Regions from separate parts of the Homo sapiens genome. Here region 2 is linked to region 1. A link is a contact called in ENCODE Hi-C data. All regions are on one chromosome and are shown on one strand. The core of a region is the stretch at or near the end of the contact, and the rest is flanking DNA. Distances in the headings are between cores, read along the strand shown.

Region 1 (3,141 bases), core at 631-3,130:
TATGCAAACATTCCAAAATCCAAAGAAATCTGAAACACTTCCGGTCTCAAGCATTTCAGGTAAGGACTACCCAACCTGTACTTTCTAGGCATATACTTATCATAAAATGCTTTAAAACTATTTAATATAGTTGAATCCAACCCTTGAAAAGCACTTTCTGACCTTGCTCTAATGGCAATATTATAATGCTTTAAAAGCTCAAGAGTTCCTATTCAGATAACACAGATAACTAATAGCTATATGTTAAGTAGATTATTTCAACTGTTCTCTGAAGTGCTACATTATTACCAAGAACTAGGATTCCTAACTTGACAGCTATGAAACTAAAGAAAACTATCACATTTTATATCTCAAAAGCAGTTTTGAAGTCATGACCACATCTTTTCCTCCAAGGATAACAGTTTTATTTCCACTCATTTAACCAGGTCTTTTTTTAATCTTGTGTCTTTAACCTAGGGAATGTCTTTGAATCCTGTAGATTCCAGGCAAATTTTATACATATGTATATTTTTCTGGGGAGAATTTTCATTGCTTCATATTCTCAAAAGGCATCCATGATCAAAAAAGTTAAGACTTAATATACAGCAATTTACACTTGGCTATACCGACCTACTTATGTGTCTTGTTAGACAGTTTCACCCTAATAATTTGTACTTAGAACTTCAAAATTGGCTTAGTAGTGCAGCTAACTGAAAATCACTAAGCAATGCCCCAAAGCCATTTTAGATACTTGTTTCTATCAACCTCTCTCCACGATATATTTCTAAATATAATTTAAAGGTCAGAACTTCACCTGTCTCACTATCTCTCCACTCCCCTTTATAATGAAATGCAGGCAGCTGACTATCGTGTTACAAATCTGGGTATTCTGAATGATCAAGAACTGGCTGTGTCTTCAACCGAAGTGAACAGACTGACCCAGGCGATCACTCCAGTCTACTACTCAGAGATTAGAAAATACATAATATTTAAGTCATCTGGCTCAATTCTATTCACCTCTCTTAATTCTCTTAGAGCAGGAAAAAGGCACGAACTCCCTTTCAGAAACTTGGAACAAGCCTGCGTGCTACCTAGATTACGAGGGGCCACAAAACAGTGTTAAAGCATTCTTCAGCTCAGTCTGTAACTGAAAACGGTTTCCCAAACACCTTCGTACTGTAGAATGGCTGCTGGGTGTTTCGCCTTGACCTTCTTTAACTAAGCAAGGTGCAATAAGAGGGTCACAGGGCACAAGTTAAAGCTGCAAAGGGACAGAATCAAAGGCACCCTATCCGCTGCCAGGGACAATTTTGTTTTTTAAAACTTAACTACCTCCTCCCTCTGTATTCCACACGTCAAGTTTTTCTTTCCCTGCTATCGTCAGCGAAGATTACGTCTCAGAGTCTTCTGTCACAGCATGACACTTGAACGATGTGACAAGATGCCGTCAGCGAATATTTCACGCCAACATAAAGTCGTGGGAGAAATGCTGTGTTTGGGTGGGAAATTAGCTGCCCAGGTAATCCAGCAGGTAGGCGTCCTTCCTCTGAGCCTCAGTTTCCCCGACAGTGTGACAAGAGGGCCTGGCAGGGCTGGTCTGGAAGTTCTTCCCTGTCTCGGGGGTGTCCGCCACACGGGCCGAGCCCGGCCCTGCAGCCCCCACCACACCTGTGGCCGAGGCTCAGCGCCTCCCGTGAGGACGCAGCTGGGGCTCAACCCCGCCCTCCTGGACCGGGCTACCCTCACCTCCTGCCACCATCTTTACCTGTCCCCGTTAGCAGGGAGCACTCTGCGAGAAGATGGCCAAAAGGTCCGCCGCCGCCGCTGTCCCGGGTAAGTTCATGGCCGAGCCTCTGCTTTGGGCTGACCCCGTCCGCCTCCGCCTCTGCCGCCAACGTCTCCGCCTTCCGGGCCGTACGCCGCCGCCACGTCCGCAAACCTGAGATGCGTCATCGCGTCAAGTGGGCGGAGGTGGGAAGGGGCGGGGGAGGACGCGGAGGGCAGCCCAAAACGGGGGAGTCCAACCACAGGTCCACGCCCGGCACGCAGGCGCAGGGACTCCTCCGGGGCCCGGGGGCGGGTCCAATCCCCGGGCCCGGGGGCGGGTCCAATCCCCAGCCCCGCCCTTGACTCCGCTCCTTCCGTGCCGCTTCACTCCCCGAGGAAAAGATTTGGTGGCCAAGTCAGCGGATCCAACCCGCGACCACCAGCGACCTACTGGCTGCGTCTTTGTCCAGCGTCCACACTGCGCTGGCAGAGACTGTCGGGTGCACCCTGAGGACGAGGCGTGGCTCAGGATGTGTCGGGGAGCTGTCTTGCATTTTTTTCTTGCTGTGCATCTCGAATTTTCTTTAGGGTGGGAAAGGACACCTCAAAAACACTGTTGACATCACGGTTTCAGAAAATTGCGCCATGTTTGTTACCCTTTTCATGCTGAAGACTCCAGACTGCTGCAGAAGAGGCAGAATTCTGGAGAGAAATCCTTGGGGGACCGAGGACGAGGGTTGGAGGGGGTTGTCTCACCCTTCCTGTTTTTAGGTGAGGGAAGTGAGCCACCTAGAGTCAGGCCCCAGGAAATGTTTTCCCTGGCTCGAGGAGTCAAGGGAGTCAACAAATTGTAATCTAACTTATTTTGGTTTGAAAATTAACTGAGTCATTGGTAGTCACCATTGGACTCTATGGAATATTAGCTTATTAAATAAACTCATGACTTCATACATGATTTTTATCACAAATGTGTTAAATGAGTATCATAATGTGTTTGAATTTATGTATGACTTTGGCAAAAGCCGCAACTACTTTTGCACCAACCTAATTAATGAATGTAAAGCATTTTAATGAGTCTGATGTCTCTCAGTGTTGATATTAGAGACGTTGCACTTTGACAACCATGCTAACTGTTACGACAATATCCATTTTAGGCACAAATAGCTGGGGTGCAGGGTGCAGAGCAGTGCTTTTCAGAATGTCTGAATATTTATACATTAGAAAGCCTTTGAAGCTTGGTTTTAAATTGTTTTTCAAAGAGTATGTTTTTGGTTTTCTGGTAAGTGCCTCTGCAAAGGTTAGGAGTTTTGCATTGCAATAGTTTTCTTTTATTAGCAGGGATAGGCACTGTGCTTCCCAGCGCCACAAAAAAAAACTGCAGGAGAAGACTTTTTT
Region 2 (2,707 bases), core at 17-2,516, 5.0 Mb after region 1:
CACCACGCCCAGTATTTTGCGTATTTTTCGTAGAGACGGGGTTTCACCATGCTGGCCAGGCTGGTCTCGAACCCCTAACCTTCGGTGATCCGCCCGTCTCGGCTTCCCAAAGTGCTGGGATTACAGGCGTGAGCCACCGCGCCCAACACTGTTTACGTTTTTGCATGCTCCCGCAGATCTTTATCATGCTGCTTGAGTAACAATTCTGCTACACTAACAGATAAACTAACTGCAGACAGAGCATTTAGTGAGTTACGGCACAGACTCTTCAATTTTCAGTCGTGCTCTGACTGGCTCCCTGTGTAAACTCAGGCCAGTCATTTAACCTCTCTAAGCCTGTTTTCCTATCTGCAATATGGTGAAAGTGAGGATTATAGAAAATATTCCATATAAAAGTACGTGGCACGCAGCAGATGCTCAGTAAATGCTTAGTATAACGCTCAGCACCTAAGTGCCATGTGAGTATTAAATAAACAAATCTGTTCCTTACTACAATTATCTTAGGCAAAAAAAAACCTGCCAGATATTAGTATTCAGTTGACTTAAGTAAGTAGTATAACTCCTCTTTTAACTGTCAGAATATTAAAACTACTAGTGTGATGTGCAAATTATATACCCGAAACTAGATACAGAAATTGGAATTTGGCTTTGGGACAGAAATCTGCTTCTTCCAGAACTCTCCAAAGGAATTCAACAGTCAAAAGAGACCGGTTTTTATTCTGCAGCAAAACAATGATATTCTGAACCTACGTCAACTAACTGAACATGTCACACAGCCCATTTCCCCCTCCAGTTTCGCTTATCTCCTTTGCTCTCTGAAGGCAAGGAACAGCTATGCTTTCCCCTGCCTACAGCCTGAAACTTCTTACTAGGCCCCGCTCCTCGCCCCATGGGAGCACAGTAAATCCTGACTGCACGGGGTAAGAGAAGCAATAAGATGAGACAGGCTAGAGATTTCCCTGGGAAGGTATTCGGGGGGGTCTAAGGCATTCACGGCGCACCTGAGGCGGTCCACCCAGAGGCCCCACAAGGCACCGCCCTATTCAACTTAAGTGACAGCCGCGCCGCCACCTCATCGCCGCCCAGTTCACGCTCTCGCCGAACACTCAGCCACGCTTGCGCGGCCCAAAATGAACAGCCCCGGCCCCGATCCTTTCTTTCTCTAAGTACCATTTCAATCGCCTTTAGGATCCCTTGTGCAAAACCGACAGAAATCCAAACCCACCTGGAGCAGATGCTCCTCTTCTACAAACGCCGAGGCTGCAATGAGAGCGCATGCGCCTTTCCCAGGACTCATTCACGTGACTGGAAGTGGCTGGGTTCTGATTTGCTCGGTATTTGATTAAAAGGTCTTAACGTGGGTAAAAGCGGGAATTTCTCTGTTGCGCATGTGCGCGCTCTCCGCCTGATAGGAGTTGTAGTTCTGCGGGTGAAGCTCGGCGTTACTATCAAGCAACCAAACTGCAAGCTTTGGGAGTTGTTCGCTGTCCCTGCCCTGCTCTGCTAGGGAGAGAACGCCAGAGGGAGGCGGCTGGCCCGGCGGCAGGCTCTCAGAACCGCTACCGGCGATGCTACTGCTGTGGGTGTCGGTGGTCGCAGCCTTGGCGCTGGCGGTACTGGCCCCCGGAGCAGGGGAGCAGAGGCGGAGAGCAGCCAAAGCGCCCAATGTGGTGCTGGTCGTGAGCGACTCCTTCGTAAGTACCGCGAGGCAGGGGAGGGGCGCCCCGCTGGGGATCGGCGACCTCACCGCCGCCGCCTGTGCTGCAGGCTTTGGGGAGCAGAACCTGAGACATTTTCAAACACCTTTTACCCCGATGCAAAGAAAGAAATACATTTTATGTGAGGCCCCGTGTACTCACACGTACACCACATACCTATGCAAACATGTAAAACAATAGTGAAACACTGAAAACATCTTTGCAGATCTTTTTTTTTTAATACTGACCTCGATTCGCTAAATTATTTTACCACGACTAATGAACTTTCAGTCCATACCCCCGTTTGGTTTAATTGTGTGGTAAAATAACATTCTGCATCTCCATAAAAGCGTGTTAGCTTTCCAAAAGTCATTTTCCAGTTCACCTCAAGTTTGCAGGAATTCATGTTTGGGTGAGAAGTGAAGAAAGTTTATTTTTATTACCCAGGTCTGTGATAATCCTGTTAGTGCTGATTCAAATGGAATCGTTGGTATAACTTGATTCACTCCCCCGTATTCCAGAGAAATTGTGTGTATGTGTGTGTGTTGGTAATGTGGCTGAATCCCAAACTTAAACAGTTTTTGAAACTTTCCCAAGCCAAAGGTGCTACTGTCAACCTTACGCGATGCTTTTAGGATGATCCATGTTTTAAAAAGTGCTGCTTAGACAATTGTTTGGTTATTAATTGTAATATTAGTTTATTATCACTCGGTGTTACTGTGGTCACACAGATGTTGGTGTTAAGCATATCTGGCACTAAAGAGTGTTTGTAATCATATGTTGTATTTCCTTTCTCGTAGATTCCTGATGATTAAAATTACATAGTCTGGATGTGCCCATGGGATTTTTTGAAAATATTACTTAAAGTTATCTTTGTGATTTAAACTTAGAGAATGGGCAGTACTGGAAATTGACTAGATGGCATTTTATTACAGAGTGCTCTTGTAATCAAAGGCAAATGAAGGAAGCAGGATTGTGCAGAGGAGAAGCTGAATTTTGTTGCCATCTTA

Evidence for each region. A loop is a pair of places that touch in the nucleus more often than their neighbours do. Pooled maps may share reads with other maps.
Region 2: a loop to region 1 is called in a map of B cell, with 25 times the contacts of the local background. The contact joins the promoter of SKIC3 here to the promoter of LYSMD3 in region 1. A Hi-C loop is called at or near these places in 2 of 168 maps with a recorded cell type or tissue (B cell and CD4-positive, alpha-beta memory T cell) and 9 of 50 pooled maps.

What each region holds. Positions count from the first base shown.
Region 1 is chr5:90,527,704-90,530,844 of GRCh38, forward strand. LYSMD3 (LysM domain containing 3) reads right to left here and starts at 1,881. Exons shown (of 3, transcript NM_198273.2): 1 at 1,745-1,881. RefSeq lists enhancers at 1,152-1,652, 2,278-2,537 and a silencer at 1,918-2,167.
Region 2 is chr5:95,553,711-95,556,417 of GRCh38, forward strand. SKIC3 (SKI3 subunit of superkiller complex) reads right to left here and starts at 1,267. Exons shown (of 43, transcript NM_014639.4): 1 at 1,226-1,267. It overlaps ARSK (arylsulfatase family member K), which reads left to right and starts at 1,391. Exons shown (of 8, transcript NM_198150.3): 1 at 1,391-1,694. The coding sequence starts at 1,569.